5 separate regions of the Mus musculus genome follow, and all the other regions are linked to region 3. Evidence: chromatin loops called from intact Hi-C (ENCODE). Cell type or tissue: heart. All regions are shown on one strand.

Region 1 (4,000 bases), 180 kb before region 3:
TGGTAACCTCTGGTTGGCTGCACGGATACATACCTCAGGTACTCTCTCACTGGAGAGCTGCTGTACAGCAGCACAGAGAAGGCTCTCAGCAGAAACCCACAAGCTCACAAGCTAGGAGCTGTATTCTAAGCTGAGCTTAAACCCAGGGATTAATGATCAGTGGTCATTTTGGGGTTGGGTTAGCAAAGAGCTTATCAGTAAGCCTTCTTGAAATCTACTGTAATTATGAACCCTGGAGTCAGCTATCTGCTAGTCCTTGTTAGCATGTGATAGAGGCCACCTGAAAAATAGTGACCTTTCAAGTGACTTTTCTGTGAATTCTCTTCCCATTCAGTTAAACATAACTACCCTCAAAAACCGGACCCAAGTGCCACTTCTTTCTCGGAAGCTCCTCTGACCATGCCCATCTGAGCAATCTCTTGGCCACACCCCGACTGCAGGACTTCTGTCACCCAGCTTTGCACTGGTGCACATCTTGGAACCTGTATCTGCTACTTAGCCTGTGAGGCTCTGGAATAAAGAGATGCATAAAGAAGGTCCCTATCATTACCAGGTTTCCTGTAGCCATAACACCTCAGTGTGTGCTATGCACCTTACAGTGAGAAGGGAGCTAGCTGGACGCTCTGCAGAAGAGGCTCTATCTAATGGGCACCGTGGAGGACGTTAATCAGGGAAAGAAGGGAGGGAAGGAGAACATGTGAGTGAGAGCATGGAGATATTCATTCTCTCTCTCTCTCTCTCTCTCTCTCTCTCTCTCTCTCTCTCTCTCTCCCTCTCCCTCTCCCTCCCTCTCTCTCTCTCTCTGGAGGACAGAAAGCTAGAGAAGGAAGGGCGTTTAAGACTGAATAACATGCAACCTGTGTGTATCCAGGCCTTATATATAAAGCAAAGCGTACGTGGGGTCCCTGGCATTCTGCTTGAGCTTCAACTTTCCACTTTGCGATTTATCTCTGTATGGAGCTCACGGTGCATACAGTACCGTGTACCTGGGGCTTTCAATACGGCTGTTCCGATTTGAGATATGGCAATCCTAAGACATGCTAGATGTAAAGGAAGCTAAAATATTGTATTAGTCATTGTAAGGGTCTAGAGCAAAGACTCAGTGGTTAAGAGCACTTGTTGCCCTTTCAGAGGACTGGGTTTGGTTCCTAGTATTTACATGGCCGCTTAGAACACCTCAACTCCAGTTGCAGGGGACCCATTGCCCTCTTCTGGCCTCTCTGCAGGAACCAGGACATGTGGTGCACATAAGTATGCATACAGCCATGTAAATAAAGAAATCTTAAAAAAATAATTTTAAAGTAGTGAGTATATGTTGGTATTATCTTAGCTAGATAATTTGCATCTTACTTGAGTTAAATCAAATATGTTATTAAAAATGAACTTACCTGTTTCCTTTCGCCTGATAAAATGCAGCTGCCAGAAAACTGCTGCTTGCCTTTGCTGCTCATGCTGGTTACTCAGGCCTGACACAGACACAGGGGCCTTGACAACTGGCTGTCCTGACAGTGTTCCCATCTCAGTATTTGGTGGCTACTTTTCATACCGTCTACATTTTATTGAGTAGATATTACTTTATAATCAGGAGGAGCAAACAGAAATTAGACATAAACATGCAAAGCAAACATCTTCAATCTGGATCAGACTTGCAGGCGGAGGAGAAGGCAGCCCCAGTGAACAAAAAACTGTCACTGGCAGAGGTCTGCGCACAGAGGATGCTGGACAGCTGTTCTCCATCCTGACTGAAGACAGAAGAAAGCGGAAATGGGTGTTAACCGCAGGAGGGGGGCTGTGAGTTAAATATAGGGAAGAATTTCCTGAAGTGAGGGTGTTTAAACTCTGGAATGAGTTATGGAAGGAGCCTGTCTCCCCAACCCCCCCCCCCAAGGTCTTTTAAAGTCCCACAGATGCCCATATGCCTTGTGTGTTCCAGTCCAGGGGTAGGGAGATGGCCCATCAAGGCTATCTCAAGAGTAAAGAACTCCAGTAAAACTTCCTCTCTCATTACCTTTCCACAGGGCTCCACCCTTTGTATTAGGATGCCAGCCCAAGAGCCATACTCTCAAAAGCAGGCCGTGTGACACTTAAGTAGTACTCTTGAGACTTCAAAGACAATGTCACTTGATCTAAATTTAAAGACTATCATCAGCTAGCTGTGGTTTTAAGTCCCTTGGAGGTCACCTGCCAGAGCCCCTGCTCTGAATCTGGCACAGGCATGACTAAGGGAAAGGATGAGGGAAGATGTCTGTAAGATGGGAGGACTTCCAAGCTCTGACTGCTGTTGCGTAGTGGTGATTTTGAATGCACTGTTGCTTACTGTAGACAGACGTTTACTGAAACAGCTGAGCCTATGTGTGCCAACCTGTCATCCCAGCCCTTGAGTGGGAGGCGGGGGGCCAAGAGTTTAAGGCCGGCTTTGGCTACACCAGACCTGTATCAAACAACAAACAAATGCCCACCCTAAGTTCCAGAGTTCTTGGGTAAGGACCTTTTCCTACTATTTCTACTTAAAGCTGTTGAGCTCGATTCTCTTTCTTTGTAAAGGAAAAGAAGACTGTAGCATGTGGGAGCAGGGAGGATGAGGAGCAGGGAGGATGAGGAGCAGGGAGGATGAGGAGCAGGGAGGATGAGGAGCAGGGAAGATGAGGAGCAGGGAGGATGCAGAGCATGTGCAGCAAGGGTCTGGAGAGTCTGCCAGTGAAGAGAAGAGCCCCTTACCTACCGAGTCACAGCTACTGTGAGAGATTACTGTGTGAGAATGTCCTGCAAGGCATGCCCTTCAAAACATTCAATCTGTCACAGCTACTTCAGACTAGAAGCTAAACCAATGTGAACTAGGCCCAGACAGCATGAACTTTGTTTTTAAAATCTCCTTCATCTCTTGCACTGCACAAGATGCATAGGAGAAACTTGAGTTGTTAAATGCATGAAAATTTACTCCATTGGGTTTAAAAAAATTTTTTTTTACTCCATTGTTTTTTAAGATTTAATTCTGTGTATATGTGCATAAGTGAGTGCAGTACCTACAGAGGCCAGAAGAGGGCATCGGACCCCCCCTGGAGTTGGCTGGAGTTAACTGACACCTGTGAGTTGCCCAGTTTAGGTGCTGGCAGCTTTGCTTGGGACTTTTGGAAGAGTGGCAAACCCTCTTCACTCCTGAGCCATCTCTCTAGCCCAATTTATGGTTTTATATAGTTCTTTTTGGTTTATAACCCCTTTGGCAGATATATCTCATTTGTTCTACATATCTATGCTTGGGAAACAGGACTGGTTCTATTAATATCAATAAAAATAACTTGATATTTAAAAAATAATTTATGAAATTTAAGTGATACAGCAGAAACTGACATCCATGCCTTTTGACCCCCAAGCTGGGTTCTTTCTCTGCTGTATCACATTCTCTTGCATGAAGGTAATGGTGAATTTATGCTTTAAATTGGGCAGAAAAAGTAAAATTTAGAATAAAAATTTCCTTTATAAAGCACAACAGAGGGCTTTGAAATCATGTTTTTGTCAAGTGTTCACGGAAGACAAAGACTGCAGGCGAGTACGCTCTGCACCCTGGGTTCTCTTCCTGCTTCTTAGCTACAGAGCAGGGACTGAACAGAGGCCGGATTCCAGCATTCCAGTTCTCATGGGTTTTACAAAGCTTATGAGGTACCTGGGTAAGCTTCCCTCAGAACACTGCCAGCCTTGCCATGTATCATTCTACAAGACTCTGGATTTGACTTTGGGGGTGCCCTCAGGAAGGTAACAGGTGTCAGGACAATGGTGCCCAGTATCAGAGGGATGTAGAGGCAGGGAAGGCACAGAGGAGACATTAGCACGCATGTGACAAGAACTGTCCTCTGTGGCTGTCATGTGATTTGGTCAAGTCAACCGTAAGCCTCAGTTTTGAGCTGTGAACCACGATCGAGCCCTCGGCTCTCTCAGGACACATACAGAAAGGTTTTTAAGTAAATGGATTTTTAATAATAAGAATGTAGAAGCTACCAATATG
Region 2 (4,000 bases), 240 kb before region 3:
GGGATAGGGAGGAGAGTCCTGCCCCCGCCCTGTGACACATCTGGAGCGCTCCGAACATCTGGCTTACATCCACCAGCCCGGTACCTTCCACCCGTGGCACTGAATTGCCTCCGTGTCCCTTACAGTCTTTGGGAACACAGGATTCCGCTCCAGCGGGTGGCAGGAGTTCCGCACTCTCCCTATCCACTTTTCAAACACTGCGTCTCCGCGGTGACCTGGAACAACATAGAAGATCCTGACAGCCTCTCCGCTGAGCTTAAAGTCAGGTCTCACGCAACCTCGCAGGTAACCTTGAAGCTGTCGCTCGGCGTCCCTGTCGCACCCTTTTTGTTTTGAGTGCTGCGCGGCCAGCCTCTTGGAGCAGCCCATTTGGTCATTATAGTCGGTCAATTGCGGACATTGTCCCGGCGCACAGCACCAAAGCTGGAGCCAGCATAGCACACCGGGGGTGGGAGAGGCTCGGCCAATCCTCGCCGGTTAGCCTGAGCGGGAAGGTTATCTAAAGTAAAGTTTCTAAAGCTCTCCAAGGCTCCAAGCCTTAAGATCACCTGTTGGCGGCCCGTGGCTGGGCCACAGTGTCCGTAGTGTCCGACGTTTGCACAGCTCTGGGAGGCTCATTCTTCAGACTGCTGCAAGCTGGGTAGCTTAGACTAAGTGTCCAAGGAGAGGAAGAAAGATTTGCTCTCTCTTTCTCTATAAGCACTGCTTTTTTTTTTTCCCGCGGGCCCACTATGAGACTGTTCCCATTGCAGGCTGGGCGCCCAGTCTGAAGCAAGAGGTTGCGTAGTTAGTTCAGGGATAACGAAAACAAGTCTTAAGGGATAACCAAGGCCAAGAGGGAAGTCACTCTGCGCTTCATCCAAGACGCGAACAGTAGAGCCCGAAGTCCCACTGTGTGAGGCCGGGGCAGATATTTCTTTGAACCCAGGCTTAGCTCCCCCTGGCGGACCGGGGACTTCGAGCGACGAATGCGCTCTGACCCTCTGGGCGCAAGGTGAGGGTGACACAGCGGCTCCCAAGGCTGTCCTGGACCTTCTTAGGTAGGACGAGAATAATATCAGTACCCAGAGACCAAGGTGCCTTTTAAGCAACGCGCCGGGGTGACGGAAGGAGAAGTCTAGGGCCTCTGGAGCTGCTGGGAAGAGCAGGGAATAGCTGGAGGCCTGGGTCCCCGACCGACTGCTGTGCGGTTTGGGCCACCCTTCCTCTCACTGGGAGTCGTATATTGATACCCCGGTGTAAGTCCTTGAGATTCCTTCTGCGACTTAGCGATCCCTTCCCACTTAGAAACTCTGGGTGCCTTCGGGGATCCCACACTTTAAGTGGGAACAAAGAGACAATGACTGGTGTTTTGAGGCCCCCCCCCTCCTCTGCGATCTGATCCTGCAGACATTTTTCTGATTTGGGGGAAGTGTGCAAACTTCCAACAGGGAGGGAAAGATCTGGATACGGAAGAGGTAAGAGGAAGATTCGGACTGCACCAAAAATCCCGTTGAGACCCCAGCTTGGAGTCGTGTTTGTGCCAAGCATTTCAGACTTGGGGGACTCTGTGAAGGGGGGGGGGTAATTCAAGGTTTTCTGCTTGAATTCCTCTGGATTCTGCCAGAAGGCCCCAGAAAACTATGACGTTTCAAACGTGTGTGTGTGTGTGTGTGTGTGTGTGTGTGTGTGTTCAAGCCTGTACATTTGAAACACACAGGCGTGCATAGGCTACACAGGTATGTATAATAATAGCGGATACAGAGAGAAGATCAGACGAAGATCAGAAAGCTGGAGTCCAGGTCTTTGCTTTTTAATAAAAGGGAAAACTTAGGCTGGGGTGGTTGAGGAATTGCCCAAACTCACAGAGCCAGATGAGAACCGCTCTTCCCTGTTCCAGAGACCCCCCCCCCCCCAAGTCTGGCACCTCCTTCCTCAGACTCTGTAGACCCTTTTGGAAGGAATCCCTTTGTCCTTGCTGCTCCAGAGAGGAGAGGGGCTGTGTATGACTCGGGGCGAATGCCAGGTGTTGGTAAATTTGGGAGAAGCCTGGAAGGGAGTTAATGAGGTGAGAATGATGAGAAGGGAGTCAAGCCTCAGAAAGCAGCTCCGCAGGCTGCAAGCGGGCGGGGTGGCGGCTCCTCCGCGGCCCTAGCTCGCCGCCTGGCGGTCCCAGAATCAACCTCTTGCAGGCCTGGAGCTTCCCTGCTCTGCTAGGGAGCTTTGGCGCTGCCTCGTCCGGACCGAGGCACTGAAGTGGCAAGTCTGAAGTAGCTCTTCAGGCGCTGGAGATGCCTCAGTGTGTAAAGAGCACCCACCTCCACCCCATTTTTGCAGTTTCCCCTTCCCTTACTGGAAAGTAGGTGCCCAGAAATAGCACCGTCTTCTGTGTTCTCCCTGCCCTTAGCTTACCCGGCACAGGTAGACAAAATAGCTCAACAGCCCAGCACCAGACGGGTGCTCACTAACTGAACAGCCTAACAACTAACTGAACAGATGTTTCCACATCTCTGGGCCTCGGTTTCCTCATCTGAGATGGATGGAGTGACAATACCCATCACAGGTCTGAGAGGAGTAAAGATGGCTGGCTACACTGGGAGACTGTTCTCTGTAAAAGGAGAATTCTGCTCAGATCACCCCATTCGCAGATGAATAAACTGTAGACTCATTAAAGCTGCAATAACTAATAATCGATATCGTGGATTAGTATAGGAGCCTAAATCATATTCCGGATCAGTTCCTCTCCTTGCGGTCGCTACGTCAGTTGGTTTTCGCGCTGCTGCTGGTGGTGGGGTCTCCTCCTTGCGGTCCTCTCCAGACTCTCTGCTGGGTCTCCCGAGAACCTCCTATCTGCTTCACCCTGTCCTTCCTGGGCCGCTCAACCCTGATCTGCCCTGGGCGACACGCCCTCGGCCGCGCTAGGGTCTCACCTAATCCGAGCCTGACGCCGGCGGGTCTCGGGCGGTTCGGGGAGAGAGCGGACTCCTTCCTCGCTCAGCCTCCCCGGCCCGACCCCTCCTTTGTAATTTGAATAAAACGCCTCCCAGCCCGCGCGCCGCCTTAACCCGCCGCCCTGTTCTCCGTGATTGCAGGCGGCGTGCGCGCAGGAACAGCAGCGGTGGCCTGCAGGCGGCGGAGTTCGGTGCGGCTCCTGCAGGGTGCGACCCCCGGGAGCGCCGGGCGCGCGCGACGATGAGGGCGCGGCCGCAGGTCTGCGAGGCTCTGCTCTTTGCCTTGGCGCTCCACACCGGCGTGTGCTATGGCATCAAGTGGCTGTAAGTAGGACTCCGTTTTCACTCCAATGGGCCATTGGGCGAGAAGCTGGAGAGGTTGGGTGAGCCCACCAAAATCTGCGAGGCTAAGTTGGCTTGGGCGTCGTGGGCGAGCCGTTCTTAGCTCGGCGACTTCTTCTGTGATATGCTGTTCTTACCCTCCGCGGGCTTGCGAAGTGGGTGAGCGGATTTTCTCATCCAGGCCAGGGTTGCTCAAAGGCCAGTGAGGGACTAGGGAAACATCCTCTCCAAGTGGCACAACTCAGAGAGAGTCTGCTCAGTTCAGGACACAGGGTCCAGTTCGGGATCATGGCCTGTCAGCCTCCAGGAGGTCTGCTAAGAGAGTTTTGACCCCTTCCACCTGGGGACCTTGGGGGAAGTGTCACCTTCTGGGGCCTCCGAGTACTCGGTCTGTCAGAAGGATAGTTAGTACCGGCTCCTTGGGATCTGATTGGAGACTCCCTAAAGAGCTGCTGAAGGTCCGAAGCTAAGGGATGTCCTGGAAGGATAAATGGTCGCTGGGGGCAATTTTCCTGGTTTCCTCGTGCAGTGCTAGTTCCTCCTGTGGTGGCTGCCGTAGGCAGTGTGAAAGGAGTGGGATATGGGGAAAGGCAGCCCCTTCCTGAAGGATCTGTCCCTGGGCTGGGAGAGATAAGCCCGGGCTGTAAATAACTTTCCAGGGGTTGTAAGAGTGGAGGCTCCGGGGCTCGGAGGAGGGCAGCCTGGTTGGGTCACCCATGAGGGTTACA
Region 3 (4,000 bases):
GCAGCTGAGAGCATCTTACTGCTCTTTCAGAAGACCAGGTTCAATTCCCAGCCCCCACACAGTAGCTCATAACCATCTATAACTCAAATTCCAAGTGGTACACTTACATACATACAGGTAAAACATTTATATTCACAAAAAAGAAAAGGTTTTCCAACTGTTTAAAAGTCTGAGCAGAAATGATCTACTGCCCAGCTCGGTGTCAATCAAAGACAGGCTGAACTTAAAAAATCCTAACTTCTAAGTGCTCTGCTGTGTACTACAGGGCAGGATGCTCTCTGCCATCAAGCTAGACCCAGTGCAGGATGACCAAGAGCGAACAGCCACTGTCCAACCTCTCAGTCAGTCTTAGAAGGGCAATTAAATAAAACCTCTTCACTTTTCCAGGTTCTGCGCCACCCCTCACACCTCACCCCACCCCTGTCTACTTCAGTGACTGTAAGGCAAAGAAGATACCACCAGCACCCCTCACAGCTAAGGAAATACAGCACTTTAGAAATCCCCAAAAGAAATGGAAAGGTAAAAAGGATAGCCGCTACCTTTCCCCAGGTTACAGAGCAGAATGAAGAAAGGAGTCTAAAGGGAGGTAGAGCCGCGCTCTGATTCCCATGTCCACCATGCCCTCATCCTAGCACACAGCCCGCTCTTCCTTCCCATGGCGGCTCCCTACTGCATCCCTGGCAGGCGCAGGCGCCTGACCCTGGCATCAGAGACAGGCATTAGGATTGTTGTGTACCCTAAAAAGGGGGACAGACCCTCCAAAAGATTATAACAAGCTGGCCCGGTTGCCCACGGTGGTCTGTCTGTCTGTCCAGAGGCTTCTAAAGTGAAGAACACAAGCGTCAATCCTGCATAGAGATGGGTGAGTCACAGGTATAGAAAGTCAGCTGACCTCTGTGTTTCAAATGCACATAGCCCGAAGCAGACCTGCCCTGCCCTGCCTTCTCTGTGACTGCTGTAAAGATGGGCTGAGATTACTCAGAGAAGTCCTTACAGGCTGACGTATACAGTGGTTCTAGTACACTATCTACAGCTGTGCTGATCATATGTAATTACAGCTGTGCTCAGCTATCATCTACAGCATGGCACTAACTTACATGCAAGCCTGAGAGGCCAGAAGGCTCCTGAGCCTCCGTTTCTTTATTTATGAAATGGAGGCACTGGGCTAGAAAATTCCAATAGTTCATGCTTTTTTTTTCCTTTTTTTCTTTTTTTAAGGCAAGATCTTATGATGAAGCCCATGTTGGCTTTGAGTTTGAGTACCTCCTGCCTTGGCCTCTCAACTTCTGAGACCACAGGTGCATGCAGCCATGCCTGGCTCCCTGGAGCAAACTAGAATTTCTTGACTTTCAAGATGCGGCAGCTAACACTAAGAGGCTAAGTGATTGGTTAATAAGCATTGTCCAAAGCTGGGCTGTAAGTCAGAGCACCTACATTTCAAAGGTGTAGGACCAGGACTCAAAACAGATGGGAAGCTTGCTCTCGTCCCTCTGTCCCTCAGCCATTGTCAGCCTCACCATCTACTCGAGATGACCATTTACGTGATTACATGTGTGAAACTCAGCAAGTTGTGATTTCAATCTGTTTCTTTCATTTGAAAAATGTTGAACATTTTGACTTGAATTCCATTCCTGGTCCAATTTTCTTTTCACTAAAGTGAGAAAGCAGCGCCACCTACTGGATCCCTCTGGACATTGCTTTTGCAGTTTTTGGCATGAAAAGAAAATTCTGCAGTCTAAATTTTTTACAATCTGTCAGATAATTTAAGTGTCCCACCAGGGTAAGTTGTATAAAACTAAATACCACAAGGTTAAGACAGGAGAGTTAGACTGAAGGAGATACCTCCCTCTCAAAATTTTAATTCCCAAGCTATGATAGTCCTAAACAAAGCTGCTACACCAGCATTCTCTGCCCAAGCATGGCAGGCCTGGGCTGGGAGCACCGTGCCAGTACAGTGGTGAGCACTCGAGGTGTGCACACTCTCTGTGGGGTTCAGATCCTACCTAGTGAGCATCATTCCCATTGGTTGCTGAACTCTGCATACATGCCAGCCTCCTCATATACACAACTCTCATGTTTAATTTAACCCCAGCCAGCTGAGGGCTGAGGTACAGTTGGTTTCCTGCACTTACGCATGAGAAACAGAGCCAGTTTTCCCAGGGCCCCCTCAGTAAGCAGCAGTCAACTCAAGGTGAAATCCAGAGCAGCCTGACTCTGAAGCTGGTGTTTCTTATTGACTTCCCAGTTACCCAAGATGGCAGCCAGCAGCCTCCCAGAAGAGCGGTTGCCAAAAAGAAACCCAGGCCAGGGAGCCGACCTGCACACGTTACAGGAAAAGTCCTGAAAGGCTGTAAGCAGACTGCAAAGCCGATTTTATCTCCCAACCTCCTGATCCCATCCAGCAGCCATTCCCCCAGGCACAGCCCTCAAGCTACCAGTGTCTCTGGGGTCTCCAACGTTTGTTCAAAGTTCACCTACATCACTGCAGAACCCATGCAACTCACCATCCAAGATAACCTTTTAATCAACTCAGTGAAGACCGTGGTCTGGAATACATACATACTGCCTTTCCTCTTTAACACACACACACACAGACAAAATGACTGTTCTTCTGTATTTTACATTCTTTAGTCTCACCATTCTTAGTTTAATAGGTATGCAGTAGGTGCTCAATGCTGGGGTAGTGAACAGAGATGAAGGGGAGAGTAGATAAAGATTTAAGTCACTCAAAGACACACTTGCCAAGTCAATGAAACTGTATTACATAAAATTAATATGAAATTTTATTACACCAAGTTAATTAGAATAAAGGAGTCCTCAATGATGCCAGCAGACGATTAAGCAAGGGACTGAACACTGGATCACGAGTCCTGGTGTGTGCTTTTCAAAGACTTCCCCCTACGCACACACACAGTGAGTTGTGCACACCACACTGGAAGGTAGAGTGGACAATGCTGTGGCAGACAGCAAAGGCTGCACCAGGACTCTAGAAACTCTGGTCCAGAATTCATGTTCTTAGAAATGTGCCGTTCTCAAAGCCCTGTAACCTTCAAGATTAAACGTCTCACCGTCACTCACAACTACCTGGGCCACAAATGTGGACACACTGCTGCCGTCTCACTCCATCACATTTAACACTACCATGTGAAACCATGTGGACAAAGCGTTTTTTTTTCCTTAAGTCTTTCCAGCCCTCTATTTCCCTTCGCTAATCAGAAACCTCTAGCAATTACCAGGAATTCTTTAATTCTGAACATGTACACATAGGTGTGCTTTATTTTTTGTTTTTAGATAGAGAGTGTCATGTAGCTCAGGCTGGCCTCAAACTTTCTATGTAGCAGAGGCTAACTTTGAACTCCTTCTTAATCTCCTTGCCTCTATTTGCCACCATGGCTGACTAGAATTCAAGTTTTTCTACTAAATCCTACAGCTGTTTAATATCTGTAACCTCCTGTCAAACAGACAATCTCAATCGACACCACACATCACTTCTGTGACATTTCAACCCCTCTGGGGAAGCAGCCATTGCTGAAGTTCTTCATTCCAGCCACTGAGATCTGATACTTTCAAAGAGCATCCCTTAAAAATGTCACAATGATAATAAAAAATTTTATAAAATTTTGTAAAAGTTTCTCCTCAGCACACCCACAAACTGAAGGCAGACTGGTCAGAGTGGGAAGAGCACATTCTGAGTAACAATAGTCTACTTTGATTTTGTTTATTTGTTTTGTTGTTGTTGTTGTTGTTGTTGTTTCTTTGTGCAACCCTAGCTATCCTGGAACTTGCCCTAGACAAGGCTGGCCTCAAACTCAGAGATGCTCCTGCCTCTGCCTCTCAAGTGCACTGCCACCACCTGATTTGATCTCTTATAACACATAAACTCACTGTGGGATCAATCACTGTCACTGGACTGGACTTGCCTGCGACAGTGTTTCCAGAGACTTAGCTGAGGATGAAAATATCCACTGCCCATTGTGGGCAGCACCACTTCAAGGACTGA
Region 4 (4,000 bases), 120 kb before region 3:
AGCAGCTCCTGCCCCATTAGCAGATGTGACGGCAGCAGATTTCTGTGGTCTCCACCTATAATTTGGGGATCCACTCAGCAGCTGGACAGATGTACCTCACTTTCCAAATCCTGTCCTGAACTGACCACCTGCACCAGATTTTCATCATGGCTGGTTAGGGGCGTTTCTCTGGTCTTCGGACTCCCCCTTTTGACGTTCTACTCCTCCGGCTCTTCCCACTACTGCACAAGGCTGTTTCTATAACAAACCCTTTATACTACACATTCATATTGATTCTGTCGCTACTAAAATCTGATTAACTTAGTACCTTCTGACTGAGCCTTCATGGCCTTTACTGTTTGTCCTCCCTCTCCCCCCTTTCCTACTTCAGTGCTGACATTTTCTTTTCTTTTTTTGTTTTTTTGAGACAGGGTTTCTCTGTATAGCTCTGGCTGTCCTGGAACTCACTCTGTAGACCAGGCTGGCCTCGAACTCAGAAATCCACCTGCCTCTGCCTCCCAAGTGCTAGGATTAAAGGCGTGCGCCACCACGCCCGGCTCAGTGCTGACATTTTCATTCATTAACTCATACACAGAAAGCAGAGTTCTCTCCTATACATTTCAGATTACATGTAGATGCCCTGCTAGTTTTGAGCACCATATTCCTGATACACTTTGATGTAACTGCTGGCCAGACTTCCTAGGGCTGTACTAATGCATATATCATTATTGTTCTGTTCCTAGCTAGCCTGGAGTTTTCTATGAAGACCAACCTGACCTACAACTTGTGGTAATCCTCCTGCCTCTGCCTCCAGAGTGGTGGGATTACAGGCATGTGCCGCCACACCCAGCCATTTATCTTGCCTGCCGTCGGCTACGGTCTTTCTCTCCGATACCTCTACCTCCGCTTCAGCACTTGTGCTGTGACCTGCAGTTCACTAAACCTCCCTTGCTGCAGCTCTGGCTTTGCTAATCACACACCCCAGCCTCACAGGCCACAGCTGCTCTTGGTTGCTGGCAGGTCACATCGATAATGTATTAGGAAAATAGATGCTCAGCACCCCGCAGTGGACGACTTCAAATTTAAGCAGTTTTAGAGGACGATATTAGAAACGGCATTAACAAATCATAGTGGCTCACAGCACACGAGTGGGTGCGGCTATTTGGCCCGCCCATTAGCTTGCTTGAGTTTTACAGTAATTGCTCCTTTCTAGGGCCGCCTTTTTGAGTCATCCACCCACAGCTCTCCATTTGCTCATAACCTTTGATCTGAGTTTTATGGATGCTATCTCCTCCTTCTGAGAATCCTCCATATCCTTTCGATTATCTTTGTTTCTTTAGTGCATGGATTCTCCGGCTTTGCAGCTCTTGTCCCACAGACCTTGGTCTTGGTTTTCTCTTTGATCTGACCCATTGCATGCTCTCTCTCTCTCTCTCTCTCTCTCTCCCTCTCCCTCTCCCTCTCCCTCTCCCTCTCCCTCTCCCTCTCTCTCTCTCTCTCTCTCTCTCTCTCTCTCTCCTGACTCCCCGACAACGTTTCTCACGACACCACTGACACTCAGGAGCAGATAATTGGTGGTTTGTGGACAGCAGAGAGCCTGCCCTGGTCCTTAGAATAGCGGCAGCAAGCCTGGTCTCTGTCCTCTAGATGGCGCCAGTGTGCACCCTTGCCCTCGGTTAGAAGCATGCTGCTCCCTGGGTGAGGAACCTCCCAGTTGAGAACCATCCTGGTATTTTGCAGTGATTGATATACAGTGCGTGTTAGGATTTCACTGCTGTGAAGATACCATGGCCAGAGCAACTGTTAGAAAGAAAAAAATTTCATTGCAGCTGGCTCTGTTCCAGAGGTTCAGTCCATTATTATCATGGTGGGAAGCATGGCAGCGTGCTGGCAGACATCGTCCTGAAGGAGCTGATAGTTGAGCTGCAGGCAGCAGAAGGAGACTATGTGCCACACTGCCAGTAGTTTGAGTAATAGGAGACTTTCTAACCCTGCTCCCACAGTGACACACTTCCTCCAGCCAGGCCACACCTCCTAACAGTGCCACTCCCTATGAACAAGCATTTAAACACATGAGTTTATGGGGCCATACCTATTCAAACCACCACAGCACAGCACTCAGAGTCGGGGATGCAGCTTTCTTCCCCACTACAAGCAGAAAGGCAGAGGGTCGGGGTCGTTAGCACTGCTCTGATAGGAAGGCACAGACCCAGCTCTAATCTTACAGAGGTGGCTGGGCCCGCCTCATCTCAGTGTGGCCTGTAGGTTTCCCCTCGGTTCTCCGAAAGGACTGCCCCCTTTGGAGTCAGTGCCTGAGAGGCTGGTGCTCTCGCACCCACTGTGGGGACCCACAGGAACCTTACACTGACTTTGCAAGTGCTCTACCACTGAGTGACATCCCGGGCAGCTTATGATTTAGACTCTTCTTTATGATCATAATTTTCGCTCCCATTGCTGTCTACAAAGAGGTACAATTTGGGATGGAAAGTTTCTCTTGGTTGCCGCTGTCTCCGACCCGCAGAGTCAAGAACGACATGGACACCAAGACGGGTTCACGCAGTCCTTCTTCCGCAGCTTCTTCCTTTACTTGGGGCTCCTTTCACTTAGGGCAAGGGCTGTATTTATACAGTAGCGGCAACTGACCTCATCTAGCTCCACACCACCTCATCCAATCAGAATCACACATGCTCCAGGCCATGAGCTCAGGTCGGTCACAGATAGGCTGACAGATCCGGATCACAAGGCACAATCTAACTTGGAAGGCAGCTTATGCATGCAGTTTCACTGCGCATGTTCGGGCAAGGCAGTAAACATGTGGGTTTCACGGGGCCTGGCAATGGGCCAGGGTGCCATCTTGGCCCATGTGGCCGCACCCGATTCCTGCACTTGGTGAGATGCAGCCTCTGTCCTCTCAGAAAGGACCAACGCCCCCTCAAATCTCTGAGAAAAAATAACAGGCTATTTACCAAGTTCTTCTTAACCAACTTATGGATGGATTTCTCTCTCTTTACAGTTTATGCAGAAGCCACAAAATAAGAAAACACTTCTTGCATCTTTCACATGGATATCATTCATCAGGCTCAGTACTAGGAGATGGCTTCTAAAAGGGTTTCTTTTAGTACCAAATGTGTTAGGCTAGACAAAATCCTGCAGTATCCACTCAAAAATAAATATACCACCTGTGGAATATTTTGCAAGAGAAGTTGCCTGAATGAATTGATGTGTCATCCACACATTTAAAAAAGTTTAAATATAGGTGTCAATCAAACTCCAAGAGTTCTGCCACTTCTCATTAGCTTACCAAACTTACGTTTCTACAAATTAAAATAATAAAATGCTTCAGTCGCTTATTGGTGTGTTTAATCATCTTACAACAGTGAGGTCCTATAACTAAGTACAGTTAACACTTCTAATATTTCATCACTAGACTCTCCACATCATGAACGTGGGAGCCATCATTTATAGTAATGGGAGTTACTAACAAGCATCATGGGAAGACTTAATTCTTTTTCTAAGTCTTTTTAAAAGGTTCTTATTAATATGAGTAGCACTCAACATTCTAGGCATTATTAACACCAGTCTCAGCTCAAAAGAAAATATGGAGACCCGCTACTATAAATTTAAAACCAATCCAGAAGCTAAAAGGCATATGAAAATGCATGAGTTATGAGCAAAACTAGCCACCCACATGAAGGCTGTGCTCACAGTCAAAGGGAGGAGAAGATAGGCCTAAGAAACATGGAGTCTAGCCTCATGGAAGCTTTTAAAAAGTAGAGAAGACAATGTTGCAAAGAAATAGAAATCCTGAAGAGGTTAGTACAAACATCAGCCACAACACTGTGAGCAAGTCTCTGTGGAAGAGCAGAGATGACCAAAAGGCAATCAGCTTAAATACCACTATCATACAGGCACTTAGTGTTTGTTTATACAATGTATATGCTTTGTAGCAGCAGGAGTGTTCAATGATAGAACTTGTGTAGATATATTTGTATTTGTCTTAGTCAGGGTTTCTATTCCTACA
Region 5 (4,000 bases), 590 kb before region 3:
ATTCCCCCAGGGAGTCTTGAGAAAGACTGAGTGTCTGAGAGCCACTCTGTCAGGGTGGAACCAGTAAGGACCCAGGAAAAGTTGTGTCCCCTGTCTGACCTGTCACCTGAGGACTGTGTTGAAGACATCCAGTTTCTGGCAGATGGAAGCATCAGTGGCAGGAAACTGATGGAAAGATGCCCTCCGTGGGTCCTAGAAAAATGTGCTGTCCGTGGCTGCCTTGTAAATGAGACCCTGCTTGGATTCTGACATCCATCACTCCCTGCAGACTCGAGCTCTGCCTCCTGGAGGGGGTGAGGGTACTTTTACACTTCTGGATCAGCCACCCTCCTTGCTCTACTTCCTCAGCCTCACATCTGCCCACAAGAGAGGATGCTGGACAATTTTATTTCCCAGCTTCCCAGGGCCTGCGGAAGAGAGACAGGCTCCTCACTGGGTTCTCAACCCAGTCTGTCTTATGTGGTCTCCCCAGCCAGAGGAACTGTAGATTTACCATTTGTCTCGCTCTACAGAAACAAGTGGAGGTCAGAAAAGTCAAGCAACCTTCCCCAAGTCACACAGCATGACAGTTCAAGAGCAGAGATGTAGGGGGTGGGGGCTAAAGAGTTCCGCCTGGTCCTCAGTCCCAAGAGACCTCTGTAGTTGGGGGAGGACATGCTTGGTTGCCCCTCTATCTCCTATCTCTTGGGGAGCCCCATCCGGGCACAGAACCCCATGTGCTTCCTAACCACAACCGCAGCCCCTGGGGGCACAAGGGAAGCAGGCCGCTCATCCTGTAGTGATGGCACCAGCCCTGCCCTGCCCCCACCTTGAGCCAAGTTCTAGGGCAACTCTGACGGTGTGAGAGAGCATCAGGCCATCATGGGGAAGCAGGTAGGGAGAGCCCCAGCCTACCTGAGTCTTTGTTCATGCTCTGCCCTCGCTACAGAGTAGTCACAAAGCCCCTTCCTCGATTGATACATGACCCCATGGACTCCAACCTGGAAAAGGTGTCCTCCTAAAGCAGCAGATGAGGAACGGTCTCTAACACCCATCGGGTGCAGGCCCAGGCCTACATCGACTTCATCCAAAAGAGCGGCTCTTGCCATTCTACACTTGGCAGAGAGGGGAACTGAAGTTCAGTCTGACTAGATAGTACACACAAGGGCTGAGGTGGGAGAGCCACAACCCTGAGAGCTCCCGAGGGTGGGTGGGGGCAGGAAGCTGGGCTACTCTGCTGCTCTGACTCCTTATAGCATCAGAGGATGCCTCCTTGGTGAACCTTTCCCTGACCTTAGGTTAGGTCAGGGCTCTAGACTGGAGTTGTCAGGGACTGTCCTCTCTGGGTTGTTCGCACCGCATGGGTCCATCCAACCACTGTGGACTAGATGGGAGGAAAGGCCCAGCTCAGAGCCCAGCCCTACTCTGGCTCACCCCGCTTGGTGCTGTTAAGATAGGGTGGATGGCCCTCCTCTAGGCGCTGTGACCACCAGGGAGAACATTATGAATACAGAACTAGAGACTGGAGGACGGCAGCAACACTCTTCACCCATCTTTCAGTCTAGACCCAGCAGGGCACGGTGCCAGTGTCTGAGGAGGCTAAGTACCTTGTAAAGGCAGCGGCTTTGGGTAAGTTATGAGACTGTCATTATGCAGTTTAACCTATCAGAGCCTCAGGTCCCCCAAATGTCCGTGGGGACCTGACAAGTCTCAACCAGCTGGCTTTTCCCTCATCCCACTCCTAGCCTCAGCTTCTCTATCAGTAAGCAGGGGACACTGACAGGCTTGGAGATGACTTAAAGGCAGGATAGCTGGGGGGGGGGGGGGGTGGATGGGACCCCCTCAGGGCCATCCCAGGGCCAAAGAAGGGTCACTTCCTTCCGTGCCGGTGGTTGCCAGTCACCTCTGGGTGGCCCCCTGCCTTGGTGCGGTGGCGCCAGGATTTCCTCCGCGGACCTGCGGCTCCCTGCACCCAAGACCTCGCGGGCCCACGGCTGCACGTGCGGCTGCCTCGGCCTAGCTTCTTTTGTGATCCTTCTCCCTCCAGTCGTTTTTCGGTTTCAAGCGCCGCCCTAGCTGGGTCCGGGCGATTCCAGAGCAGAGGCGATGCTCGGTTCCTAGGTCCGCACGGCTGGCAGGGCGGTGTTAGGACCCCGCGGCTCAGAGTCCCAGGGGGCGTGGCCGGGCGGCCGGTGCTATTTAAAAGGCGGGCGCCGCCCCCTCCCGGCCGGCTGGAGCGGCGCTGCAGCGGTCCGGCCTCGGCGGGCCAGACCCCCGGGGTTGCGCGAACGATGCGCGGAGGAGTCAGGCGGCGGCGGCGGCGCTGAGCCAGGTAGGGGCGGCGGTCGGCGGCGGTGCCTAGAGAGCTAGGGCCGGACCCTCCCTCGGCACCCGGGTGTTAGCAGATCTACCTAAGGAAGGGCTCAGATAGGCGTTCCCATTTGACAGCTGGGAAAATCGAGGCAGGAAGCTCTGGGTGTGCCTAGGAGCACACAGCCAAGCAAGCAGATTAGGATTTGAATTCAGGTCTGCCCCAGGCAGACATGGGCTTTCCACACTACCACTATTATCTGGAGGGGATACCCAGAACTCTTTGGGGAGACTTCTTTATGTGTGATAGATAGGAGGGACCCCCCTACCCCACCTCCACCCTGACATTTCACATCACAAGCACATTCCTTTGGGTTAAGGTCTGATTCCCCTGAGATGTAGGATGTCTCTAGAACGGGCTGCCCCTAGTGAGTGATTCACTGCACTGTGAGCCTTGAAGCTGCTCTCCCAGGCCCCCTTTGACAGTAGTCATAACAGACTGAGAGCCCTACCGCTCAGTATACTCCTGGGCCTGGGGCTGTAGGCTCCTGAGTAACTTAGGAAGGAAGTCTTGGCAGTTGCTTTGGAGGCACAGGGGCTGGATTCTGATACCGACTCTTCGATTTACTGTACAAGTGCCTTAGGGTAAGTCATTTCTCTGAATCTCGTGGTCTGGGAGAGAGATCCACAGGGTGCCCGTGGGGTCTGCACTAGTGGAGACCACCCAGCACTAAGGGACTATAGATCTGGCTGAGTCCCAGTTGCAGCACACCTAGGGGCTAAGGATCAGGCACTTTGCCTTCCCAAGCCTCGGTCCTCCAGTCTGTAAATGGGAATTATAGTAATCACCTCACTTGGTGGTTGTGAGAGTTAAAAGACCTGCAGTCAACCTAGGGCTTAGAAAAATTGTAACCTCCTTGCATAGTAGGGGCAGTCTTATTTTTATTATAGGTTTGACTCCACTATCTGTCTGTCCCCCTCTGTCATGCACGCGCGAGCACGCGTGCATGTGCACACACACATACAAGCACATACAGAGATATTCTTTGACACCTCTCCAATCAGAATCCAGCTACCTGCCTGCAGAGCCAGGACCTCTATCCTCAGCATCGTTGGTATCTGAACCATCAGGGAAGGACATGGAAGGGTCCCAGTACTTTCCTGGTCATGCTCCACCTGATCCATGCTAAGCAAGGATAGCCAGTGTTGGAATGGGAACTGGTGTGTCCTGCAGATGAATCACCTAGGCAAGGAGAGATAAAGAATTTGCCCTGAGGACCACACTAGCCAGTGGTGGGGCTTGACAGTGAGCCCTGGGTTTGAATGCCTCTGGTTGTCCCTGGGGGGCTGAGTTCTCACTGCTGCAGATGGGGCACAGCAGGGTGCTTCTTTCCACCATAATTCTGTGGGGACTGTCTCTTCTGGATGTGCAGAGGAAGGAGAGACAGGGTCCCTTTGGGCATCCCTACCTTAACCCCAGGTCCTAACTTGTCCTTATTGCAGCTGAATTTGTGACATCATTCAGCCACTTGTTCCCTGGGAGAAATTTAGTGAGCATATACTTAAGGAATGAAGCAAATGAGAAATGAGAGCGGGAGGGGGGATAGAACACCCAGGAGCCTGAGCAGGAACATTCTGGACCAGGAGGGAGCAGCCAAGCAGAGTCCTTCCCCATCCCCCATCCCCCTCCCCCCCACACACACCCACCACC

Evidence for each region. A loop is a pair of places that touch in the nucleus more often than their neighbours do. Peaks named below come from ENCODE experiments on the same cell type or tissue, not always from the same donor. Only the 100,000 strongest peaks of a DNase experiment are listed, where the experiment ranks them.
Region 1: a loop joins it to region 3, with 2.2 times the contacts of the local background. A loop is called at or near these places in 8 of 42 quality-filtered maps.
Region 2: it touches region 3 in a loop (5-fold over the local background); 16 of 42 quality-filtered maps call a loop at or near these places.
Region 4: a loop joins it to region 3, with 5 times the contacts of the local background. A loop is called at or near these places in 17 of 42 quality-filtered maps.
Region 5: a loop joins it to region 3, with 2.4 times the contacts of the local background. A loop is called at or near these places in 6 of 42 quality-filtered maps.

What each region holds. Positions count from the first base shown.
Region 1 is chr7:98,898,262-98,902,261 of GRCm38, forward strand. The region is part of intron 14 of Uvrag (UV radiation resistance associated gene); the gene reads right to left. It also overlaps Gm8149. Among named protein-coding and RNA genes, the nearest start is that of Gm33827, 24 kb to the left of the region's middle. In heart, a CTCF peak has its summit at 3,037 (motif pointing right); a DNase peak (open chromatin) is centred at 1,730; H3K27ac peaks cover 907 bases.
Region 2 is chr7:98,835,937-98,839,936 of GRCm38, forward strand. Wnt11 (wingless-type MMTV integration site family, member 11) reads left to right here and starts at 2,909. Exons shown (of 5, transcript NM_009519.2): 1 at 2,909-3,254. The coding sequence starts at 3,172. It overlaps Gm33770 (a long non-coding RNA gene), which reads right to left and starts at 159. Exons shown (of 3, transcript XR_378356.3): 1 at 1-159. In heart, CTCF peaks have their summits at 944 (motif pointing left), 1,160, 2,150 and 3,105 (motif pointing right); DNase peaks (open chromatin) are centred at 815, 2,135 and 3,015; H3K4me3 peaks cover 4,000 bases; H3K27ac peaks cover 2,706 bases; H3K27me3 peaks cover 684 bases.
Region 3 is chr7:99,078,049-99,082,048 of GRCm38, forward strand. All of the region lies in intron 5 of Uvrag (UV radiation resistance associated gene), which reads right to left. Among named protein-coding and RNA genes, the nearest start is that of Uvrag, 61 kb to the right of the region's middle. In heart, a CTCF peak has its summit at 1,687 (motif pointing left); no DNase peak of the experiment used is centred here.
Region 4 is chr7:98,961,087-98,965,086 of GRCm38, forward strand. All of the region lies in intron 12 of Uvrag (UV radiation resistance associated gene), which reads right to left. Among named protein-coding and RNA genes, the nearest start is that of Gm33827, 86 kb to the left of the region's middle. In heart, a CTCF peak has its summit at 1,624 (motif pointing right); a DNase peak (open chromatin) is centred at 1,635; H3K27ac peaks cover 999 bases.
Region 5 is chr7:98,487,787-98,491,786 of GRCm38, forward strand. It overlaps Lrrc32 (leucine rich repeat containing 32), which reads left to right and starts at 2,205. Exons shown (of 3, transcript NM_001113379.2): 1 at 2,205-2,311. In heart, a CTCF peak has its summit at 2,213 (motif pointing left); DNase peaks (open chromatin) are centred at 895, 1,565, 2,185, 2,745 and 2 weaker places; H3K4me3 peaks cover 1,665 bases; H3K27ac peaks cover 1,807 bases; H3K27me3 peaks cover 1,226 bases.